Regions from separate parts of the Mus musculus genome. Here region 2 is linked to region 1. The links are chromatin loops, found by intact Hi-C in ENCODE. Cell type or tissue: left cerebral cortex. All regions are shown on one strand. Links, peaks and the distances in the headings refer to the core of each region. The heading gives the core; the rest is flanking DNA.

What was found. Peaks named below come from ENCODE experiments on the same cell type or tissue, not always from the same donor. Only the 100,000 strongest peaks of a DNase experiment are listed, where the experiment ranks them.
Region 2: it touches region 1 in a loop (2.1-fold over the local background); 4 of 42 quality-filtered maps call a loop at or near these places.

Annotation. Positions count from the first base shown.
Region 1 is chr9:48,962,281-48,967,653 of GRCm38, reverse strand. Htr3b (5-hydroxytryptamine (serotonin) receptor 3B) reads left to right here and starts at 2,664. Exons shown (of 9, transcript NM_020274.4): 1 at 2,664-2,908. The coding sequence starts at 2,869. In left cerebral cortex, for the core only: a CTCF peak has its summit at 2,893 (motif pointing left); no DNase peak of the experiment used is centred there.
Region 2 is chr9:48,908,008-48,913,380 of GRCm38, reverse strand. Htr3a (5-hydroxytryptamine (serotonin) receptor 3A) reads left to right here and starts at 2,282. Exons shown (of 9, transcript NM_001099644.1): 1 at 2,282-2,482; 2 at 4,620-4,786. The coding sequence starts at 2,416. In left cerebral cortex, for the core only: no CTCF peak of the experiment used is centred there; a DNase peak (open chromatin) is centred at 2,332.

The DNA.
Region 1 (5,373 bases), core at 374-5,373:
TCTTTCTCTTTCTCTTTCTCTTTCTCTCTCTCTCCCTCTCTCTCTCTCTCTCTGACACACACACACTCTCTCTCTCTCTCTCTCTCTCTCTCGTACACACACACCCACCATGAATGTTTAGCCCCTCTTGACTCCAGCTTTGCGTCTTAAATATACTGATTTGGGAAGCACAGAGAGTTGGCTCAGTGGTCAAGAGCACTTGTTGCTCTTGCTGAGGAACCAGGTTCAGTTCCCAGTTCCCACAAGGTGGTTTATCACCATTCAGTTCCAAGGAACACAGCACCCTTCTGGCCTCAGTGGGCACTAGGCAGGCCTGTAGTGCACATACATACATACATACATACATACATACATACATACATACAGGCAAAACACTCATACAGAGAAAATAAAATAATTGAAAATATTTAAATATACAGGTCTGCTTGAGAGGCTCCAATACAATTCAAGCCCATACTTACATTTCTATGACACGTTCTAAGATGTCCCATGGAAGCTCTTGGTAGTAAAAAGCTATCTGGCTGGGAAGGGATGGGTTTAAGGAGAGTGAGAGGAGACAATCTGCGTTTTAAAAAAATTTAAAGATTGAGCTGGGTGTAGTTGTGCACACCTTTTATCTCAGCACGCAGAAGGCAGAGGCAGAGGCAAACAGATCTCTGTAAGCTGGAGGCCAGCTTGGTCTACATAGTGAGTTCCAAGCCAGCCAGAACTATGTAGTAAGAACTGGTTTGGGGGTGGGAGTTAGGGGGAGTGAAAGGTTGAGATGAGAATCTAAAACCATTGGGTAAATATGAGAGAGTTACACCAAGAAGAGAGCTGAGTCGGTATATGACTGAAAACTCTCCCGAAGACACCATATTCATGCAAACTCATGGCAGCATGCAGCAGCCAAGAGCTGTAGCAGGTAGCAGCACCAGACTGCTGTTAAATCAGCCAATGAAGGTCATAATGGATTGGCACCACACATCATTAGCAATAGCCTTGCAGTTACAGACGGGCACACGAGAAAGTGCAAAGGAAAAGGAGGGAGGGGATGTCCCAGAAGGGTCTGCCTTAGAGTCATGGTGCCCTAGAATGAGTGGCAAGATACCACGTGGATCACCAACTCAATTCAAACTTCTGCAAGAACGGAGGCTTCTGAATCCCTCCCCTACCAACCCAGCTGTGCTACCTCTTGTTCAGATTCTTCCACGAGCCAAAACAGACGCTTAGAACTGTCAGGAGCAGACAGCAAGGGGCCAGATTAATTCTCAGTGAGCAAGGCTCTCGAAGCCCAGGGTACCACTGTCTATGGGCGTTCCTCAAAATCAAAACCAACAGAAACACTCCCCATAGATTTGACCTCCAGCAGATTAAATTGTAACTTCGTTTTCTTCTGAAATGTTTTCTGCACAATCCAACAAAGTCAGAAGGCTAGCTCTCCTCTCCTACCTCTACCCACACAACTCTTTCACAGACAATTAGCTTGACTAGCTAGTGTGGAGTTACTACATCGAAGACTATTGTCTGTTTGTTAATGGGGTAGGGGTGTTAGTTTGCTTTATTTCATTTCTTCTTTGTTGAGTGAGACATGATCTCCTGTAGTTCAGTCTGGCCAGGAACTTGGTAGATAACCAAGGCTGGACTTGAACGCCTGGTCCCGTCTCCTCCTTCCAAGTGCTGGGGTTATAATTGTGAGCAGTTATGCTGGGCCTGAGAAGGACATTAATTAATTAATTAATTAATTAATTAATTTATTTGAGCATGTTGAAGTGGTGTCTGCACAGGTACACAGACAGCAGAGGGACTCCTGCTGTACAGCCAGAGAGGAGGAGGTGACGTAACAAAAAGTGAACATTATTCAATTCATCAAACAGCAACGAATCCTTTGTCAGGGAGCCAACAAGATGGCTCACTGGGAAGGGGTGCTTCAACCAAGCCTGACAATCCAAGTTTGATTTGGTTCCCACAAATTGGGACACCATTTGAATCCCCAGGACCCACATGGTAGAAGGAGAGAACCAGTTCCCAAAAGTTGTCCTCTGAGCTCTCCATGTACCCCACAGCATTTGTCTACCCCCACATACAAAGTCAAGACATAAAAATATCTTTAAGGGGACATTTAAAAAAAATCTTTCATCGAATGATGTTAAACATTAATAGTTCTTGTCTTCAAGAAGCCTAAAAGCATCTTGTCTGGGCTACTTTGTGTACTGTGCTCAGTGAAAATTTAAAAAGCATTCCTATTTATCAAAAATCAATGTTTCTCTTCATTAAAGGGGCCTAGCAGAAACAAAAGCACTCTTTCTGCTGTATTGTTTGTAGTTGATGTTCATTAGACAATACCAGGCTCCCATTAACTCAAGAGCCCAGTGACTGTTCCCAGAGACTGAAGATGTTCCTCCCTACATCTGATTTAAGGCAGCTATCTGGATCTCAATTATTAATGAAATTAGGGTCCTGAATGCCAGCAAGAACATTGCCTTAGGTAAAGGCTGTAAAGGAAATCATATTAGCTTGGAATTTCCTCTCCTCGGGGGCCCCCTCTTAAATTGCATTATTCACTTAGCTGGCTCCTGTAAGGGAGATGGAGTCTTGGCCATCATCCTAGGGCAGATCCAAGTGGAGAAGCTTGTGGGGTTCATGAAGGCATTAATTTCCAAACCTGTATGTGGTGTTCATGTGTCTTGTCCAGTCGGATGTTTACAAAATAGCAGCACCAAGGTTACCACACATGAGCAAACAGGAGAAGAGGGTGGAGGGGTGCTGAGAGGTGCAAGGTCAAGCAGTGTCCCCCGGCTCGCCAGCCTGCCTGCCCACCAGCCTGCCTGCCCACCAGCCGGCAGCCATCGCTCTTCTCTGGTACCTGCCCCAGAATAGGCAAGTGCGATGATTCTTCTGTGGTCCTGCCTCCTGGTGGCTGTAGTAGGTAAGTCCTGTGACTGATTCTGTCTTGACTCTCAGAGTGTGGTGTCCACACTGTGCTGGGAACACCTCAGATCTCTTCCTTTGGGTTCATGATCTGTTAAATGCTAGTCCTATGGAGCTTTGCAGAGACCAGCGATGTGTCTCTGACACTCCCATTGCCACCTCCGTTTACACAGATGAAAAGTCACTCCAAAACTTACCTTTGACGGGAAATTTTTCTCTTCTGAAGAAATCCAGCTCACTCCAGTGATTTACATTAAACTCGGGGCAATCTCTTTCAGATATGTATAGATAATGTGTTCTTAGGATCCCAGATAGCTTTGGCTTCTTTATAAAACTTTAGCAGAGCAGAGAAAGAGTCCCATGGATTTGTCTCAGCTGGGTATCATTTTGATATCACAGTGTTTGACTCCAGCTTTGCAGAAACTGCAGAAGTGGCCAGTATATTGCTAAAGCTTGTAAGTTTTAAGTACGTGATTTCTATTAAAATACTTTAGATATTATGTGTGTTTTAATGTATGGAACGATACATCCATGGTGGTATTAACTCTACTGACTTGGACTGTTTTAGTTAGGATGCAGTTGATTTTTTTTTTAAATGTGGATAAATCAAGGATCTATGGGTTGTCCATACCCACACCTGGGTATGTGTCACTCTTTGTCTTAAAACCCATTCTCTAATCTGGTAATGTATCCTTTCATTCATCCCAACTGTACTTAAAGAGACAGAGAAAACGGTTTCTGTTGGTGGTTCCTAGCACGCTAGTTTTGTGTATCTTACCCTTATACCCTACCTCTTTGAGGGCTCTCCTAGAGCTTGGGTCTGAATTCTCAAAGTTTAAAATGAACCCAAAAGTAAGATGAATCAGTTAAAAAGACAAAGGAATTTGTTAGCTAGAAAGCTGGACATTTACAAACAAAGAAAGAAAACACTGGAGATGATCCCTCCCCCCACCCCCATTTGGTAGAGAAGAAAAATAGCCACAAAATTCCTGGACATTTAACTTCAAGGATAAAAGCTTGTCTTAATTATAAGAGTAAAAGAGAGGAAGTTTCATTAATGCCAAATGGATTCCTTTGCAGAAAATAACCATCAACATGAAGCTAAGATAAAATAGAAAAATGAAGTCAAGAAGACCGGGGAAATTCTTCTTACCAGCTTTTCCCTCTGATGTTTTGTACTCTGGTTGGATTTTGGTTCTCACTGGGGCAAGAACAATGTTTTAACGGGGTCTAATGGCAGGGGCCTCCTCAGGAATGACACGGAGGACATTTGTGACCAAGAATCTGGCACTTTACTGAGCACTGTAGAGTTGACCTGTAACTGTGAGAACAAAGTGTTCCTCTGTGCTGAGAGTACGCTAGGGATGAGGCTAGTCCACCTCCAGCTGCACTGCTCACTAGCCACAAGACCCACACAAGTCAATTCATTCTTTAGGCAGGTTTTCAGGGCCTTATGTAGTCCAGGCTAGCCTCAAACTTACTGGGTAGCTGAATGTTGAAATCCGATCTTCCTGCTTTCACCTCTCAGATTCTAGATTATAGGTATATACCACCTCGCCCTGTTTGTGTGGTTCTAAAGGTGGAACTCAGGCCTTCAGGCATGTTAGGCACTTACTCCACCCCACGATCCTCATCCCCAGATCTTTGACTCCATTCAGAGTATTCACGAAGATCAGATAATAGAAGTGTAACATGCAACACAAATGTAAGGCATTATCAACCAGAAGCACAGACTCCAAAAAGACCACTCTTTGTTTCTGCTCAGTAACAGGCTGTGCACAGCGTATAGGTTTTCTTTCCAATGGCTGACTCAGTGCTGGTCCTAATATTTGTAGACAGCCAGGTCACCATAGTGTCATGCCTAGGAGGATGTTCTCTGAATGCAGACCAGCTGTGCTTTGGCCCCAGCCTCTTCATTTGTAAGCTACGGCCGGCCCTGGGCAGCTGTACTGTCACTGAATCTGTAGTAATTATGCCATCTTTTCTCTCTCTCTCTCTCTCTCTCTCTCTCTCTCTCTCTCTCTCTCTCTCTCTCTCTCTCACACACACACACACACACACACACACACAAACCAATACAAACAAATAAAAAAAACTAGTGAAAAAGTAAGAATTTTGTTGTTGTTAATAGGGACTCAGTGTTTAGTCTGGGCTGGCCCATAACTAAGTATGTAGCCCAGGCTAGCCTTGGATGTGTGATTCCTTGCCTCAATCTCTGGAGGGCTGAGATTTCAGGCATGTGCCACCATGCCTGCCTTTGTATTCTATTGTCCTTTCAAATCTCTTCCTCTCCAAATACTTTGTCACTTAGTCCCTAACACATTCTACTCTACAGAAACAATCCACGTGACTAATGGGAGCCGCTTATCACATCTGAGGAGGCAGGGTTGACTGGGAGTCTCTCCCGAGCCCGACAATAGCTTCCATCAGTGTCTGTGGAAACGGCCCTGAACTTTGAGTCAT
Region 2 (5,373 bases), core at 374-5,373, 54 kb after region 1:
TCACAGGAGAACATACTCCTTCTGGGACAGCGAGCCTACAGAGGCTGGTCATTATTCTTTATCATTTTCTAATACGAATACTACATGTACTTATTATATCTAACAAAATGTATAAAAATAAATACACATGACCTGCAAAATATCTTTTTAACAAGGTTGGAGAAGTAGCTCAGAGGTTAAAAGCCTATATTGCTCTTGCAGAGGACCCATGTTCAGTTCCTAGCATCCATGACAGGCAGCCTACAACTGCCTGTAGATCTCTACCTCTAGGGGATTCAACCTCCTTTTGTAGACTTCAAGGGCACCAACACACACACATGTGCATACCCACTCATCTCTCCATGCGTGCGTGTGTTTAATCTCTTTTTACAGTCCAGTTATTATCCCCCTCCAGGTCCCCACTCTGACAGTTCCTCATTCCATTCCCCCCCCCCACCCCACACTCCTGTTTCCAAGAGGCTGTCCCTCTCTTCCTCCCACCACTACCACACCAGGTCGGCCAATTCCTTGGGGCCTCAAGTCTCTTGAGGTGCATCTTCCCTCAATGAGGCCAGACCAGGTAGTCCTCTGCTGTATATGTTGGGGGGGGGCTCAGATCAGCTGGTTGATGTCTCAGTGTCTGAGAGATCTCAGGAGTCCAGGTTAGTTGAGACTGCTGGTCTTCCTATGAGGTTGCCCCACTCCTCAACTTCTTCTTCCAGCCTTTCCCTAATTCAATCATAGGGGTCCCTGGCTTCTGTTCACTGGTTGGATGCTTGGATCTGTCTCTGACTCTTTTAGCTGCTTGTTGGGGCTCTCTGAGGGCAGTCATACTAAGCTCCTGTCTGTTGCCCTGTGTGCAGCAAAACTCCTGGGAGGCCTTCAGATTGTTGGGTCTTCCATATATTAATATTTTTAACTCCATGTGTGTGAGGAAGGAGGGAGGGAGGGATAGAGGGTGGGAGAGGGAGAGGGAGAGGGAGAGGGAGAGGGAGAGGGAGAGATGTGCAGCCTGGGCTGGTCTATCTCCTCTCTCTCTCACCTTAACCTTCCAGTTGCCAAGATTACAGATGCCAATCACATTGCCTGGTCCTTTTGCTTACTGAACTTTTAATTATTTTTGTGTTTGTTTGTTTGTTTGTTTGTTTCCTGAGGCAGAGTTCTCCTATAGCCCATAGTGCTCTGGAACCAGATGTATAGCTCAGAGTGGCCTGGGACTTCTGATCCTCCTGTCTCTTCCTCCTTAGAATTACAGGTGAACGTCACCATACCTGGTCTAAAGCACTTTTTCCCCCTGTATTGCTAGAGGTTGAACTCAGGGCTTGGTGCAAGCTAGGCAAGCACTGTACCACTCAACCATGTTCCCAGACTTACAATAAGAATGTGATCACAAAAGACCACACATTTAATGATATTTGCTAAAGCTCGGAAAATCAAGTAAAGATATGTAAAATGTATTTATTTTATTTTATTTTATTATTTTCTGCATATGACTGTTCCACCTGCACGTATGTCTGCGTACTACATGCATGCCTGGTGCCTGGGGAGGTGGGGAGCCTCCATGTGGGTGCTAGGAATTGAACCCCGGTCCTTTGCAAGAACAATACATGCTTCTAGCCACTGGGCCAACTCTCCAGCCCCTTTAACATGTATTTTGTTTTCCCAGATTCTTGGTGGCACCTGCCTTAAGTAATTCAAGTACTTGAGAGGTGAAGTCAGGAGGAGCAGAAGTTCAAAACTATTCTCTGTTTCTTAGTGGGTTCAAGGACAGCCCGGGCTGCATGAGACTGGCTTAAAAAAGAAAGCAAAACAAAGCAAAACAAAAAAGAAACTTAAATTGAATGAGGATGAAGAAGCAGACCTTTAGTGTGACCCCTGTTAACTTCTCTGTCTGCAGAACACATCCAGTCACCTGCTTCACTAGGGACATCACATTACCTTGGGAAGCCAAAGTATACTTCTTGTTGCCCCTGTTTAAGCCAACCCCAGCCCATACTATACTTGTGGAGGGACAGTGCTGACACTGACAGCCCAGTGTACAGCCCACAGCTGTCAGGCTGCATCTTTGCTTCACAGATCCTGTAGGCCCTTCCCTTCCCCAAAACATTTTTTTTTTGGGGCAAGATGTGACCAAGCCACCTATTTGGATGGGTGGGCTGGCCTCCCTCTCCTGACATCTGCCAGTAGACTCCCCTCCCCTTCCTCCCGCCCTGAAACCTGATCCAGCTGAAAAGCTGCTTGCTAGAAAACTTGGCGGCTCCCCAACTCTGGTGGCCGGGAAGTGCCAGGCTGCAGCCTCACAAGGTGCAGGCGTGCAGTTGGAAAAGCAGTCTGCCTGGGACATGAGGTTGGCAGCGGGTGGCGTGCAGGCTGGCAGTCTGGGGGACTCATCCTGAGTGGCTGCTCTGAGGCCCTCCCACATCTGGGAAGCTTGCCATGCGGCTCTGCATCCCGCAGGTGCTGTTGGCCTTGTTCCTTTCCATGCTGACAGCCCCGGGAGAAGGTAAGGAGTTTGGTGGGGAGGGGAATAGCAAGCTGGAATGGGGAAAGGCCTTAAGTCTCAAAGGGCTGAGGGCTGGAGAGGCCGGAGCCGCAGGAGGGCTATAGGAAGGTCAGTTAACTCACTGCTGATGAGTCAGAAAGGATTCTGAGGTGTGGGGTCAAATCAGGTGTTTTGAGAAGTTGAGCCTAAAGGTGAGCCTGCTGCTGGGAAGGGAGTAGAGTCTCTGAGGAAATACATAGCTAGGTGCTGGAAGACGGCTTCCTTTCTCTTCACCTTGCCTTTTAGTTTATCAAGTGAGAGCAGCTACGGGACCTGTGAGCTCGTTCAGTCCACTTTTTCTTCTTACAACCACAGTCCAGAGAGGGAGAGTAATTCACTCAGGGTCGCACAGCTTGTCAGCAGCAGAGTGGGGGGGGGGACGGACCAGGATCACTTTAGTAACTTTTTCTTGCTTTTGATGGTTTTGTTACCTGGATCCTATGGGCTCTCTCTCTTCCCAGGCTCCTCTAAGGCTCACCTCTGGTGATGTTAAACTTCCCTGTCCTTTCTACTCAATCTTCTCATGGCCTCAGAAACAGGGTGTTCGGCCACACAGGATCTGGTTCGTTCTATTGCAGACTACGTTCAGCCTCACAGGAAGGGTCCTTCTACACAACTGGATTGCAGCATCTTGGGGGACAATGAGAGGGGTGCCACCAAGGGGAGGGACTGATGGGAAGGCTAGGAATAGGATGCTCTTTTCTGGAAGCTGTCGTTGGGAGAAGCAGGATAGGTGGATGAGAGGCAAGTTGCATGTGGTAAGCGCTTGGGGTTTTCTTGCCTGGCTTGCTCTGTCCTCCTAGCCATGACCTCCCCTATTTTGAGGTTTGGCTGCATAAGTCAGGCACTTCCCAAACCTCCAAGAGTCCCCCAAAGACCATCGAACTCCCCTACAAGCCCCTTAGTTAAGTAGTGAGGAATCTGGTTTGAGTCTCAGGTTCTTGGCTAGCAAGCAGTGTATGCTATTTATCCTCCTGGGCCTTGGGGATTCTTGTCTGTCCAATGGTCCTGTCATGCTAGCTACTCTGGCAGAGATTCAAGCGGAAGACTTGTGCAGCTATTATTCCATTATTCCAAAGAAGACTCTCAAAAAAAGTCTCTCAAGGATTGGGATATAGCTCTGTCGGTTGAAGCCTGCCTAGCACGCATGCACAAAAGCCCTGGCCGCAATCCCCAGTACTGCATAAACCAAGAGTGGAGGTATAATGTAAGCCTGTAATCCCAGCATTTGGAAGGTGGAGGCAGGGGGATCAGAAGTTCAAGGTCTTCCTTGGTCACCTAGCAAGTTCTAGGCTGTGTAAAGAGCAAAACAAAAGAAAACAAACTTAAAAATAGTCTCTTGCTCACCTCTGTCCTTCCAGGCAGAAGGGAAGCTTATGGGGCAGGTAGATGACACACCAGAGAAAAGCCTGCAGTAATGCCTTGGCATCTGGTGACATACATGAGGGCCAGGTAGGAGGACACAGTATTGTTTAATAGTCACCAGCTTTGTTGGCTCCCGGTTTGCAAGGGACCAGTCTATCCTGCAGTCTCACTTTCTTGCCACGTGGGCTCTGGCCCTCTGGGCTGTGCCCTCCCCATCCACTGTGCGATGGCTTTTGTTTTGTTTGCTTCCTGAGTTTGCATCTCATCCTTGTGCAGGGGCCTCCCTAACATCTATGTCATCTCAGTGTTAGTGCATGTGGTGCCCACGTGAGTGGGGCTGTCCCATGTCACTCCTGCTTTCTGAGTTAGCGCCACTGTTTCCCAGGGGAAAACCAAGAAATACTCAAAATCCCACAATAGCACCAGGGCCTGGAGCTGGGGGGTTTCTTTTTCTTTTTAAAATTATATTTTATTTTGTATTATTGTTGTTGTGTGTCTGAGGTCAAACATGTGCCTTGGCTTGTATGTGGAGGTCAGTGGACATATTGCAGAAGTCTTCTTCTTCCACCATGTAGATCCCAGAGATTGAACTTGGGCCATGAGGCTTGGTGGCAGTGGCCTTTGCTCCCTGAGCCATTTCTCCTGCCCAGAGGGTGAAAGTCTTAAACAGATTCTAAACTGGAGCAAGAGAAGCTGGGCTCTGGCCTCTGTGTTAAACCACTCTCCTTCCCAGGCAGCCGGAGGAGGGCCACCCAGGCCCGAGATACCACCCAGCCTGCTCTACTAAGGCTGTCAGACCACCTCCTGGCTAACTACAAGAAGGGGGTGCGGCCTGTGCGGGACTGGAGGAAGCCTACTACTGTCTCCATTGATGTCATCATGTATGCCATCCTCAACGTGGTGAGCTGCCCTCCGTCTCTGTGGGGGAATCAGAGAAGCCATGTAAAGCCAAATCACCTACTGGGCAGTACAATGGGCACCAAGAACTCTAGTCCCTGTGGTCTGGCACCATGGCTGGGGACAAACTAAAGTTGTATCTGCACAACTGCCCAAACCACAATCCTAGGCCACCCATGTGCACTTCCTTCTAGATGTGGTCACCTCCTGCATGTGGCTGTCCATGGAGCACATGATGGGAATTGTCTCCCTCATATCATCTCTAGACCCTTAGTGCCTCACACAGGTCCCTGAGTGGCAGGTGTCACTAAATGGCAGCAGTAGATAAAATGCCAACTAATAGATCAATTAATTAATCAATAACTAGAGTAGGGTGGGGTGCACTGCTCAGCAGATGATGTAAAGCACCGCATGGGGATGGACAAAAGGCAACGGCAGAGCTGTCGGCTCTCTGCCTTGCGATGGGGAAGCGGGACCTGACTGTACAGGCTGCTAGGGCATATCCCCCCCCCACACACACACATGGGAGGGAATCATGGTGCGTAGAACATCTCTGCAGAGAATAGCTAAGGGCTGGTGGCTGTGCTGCT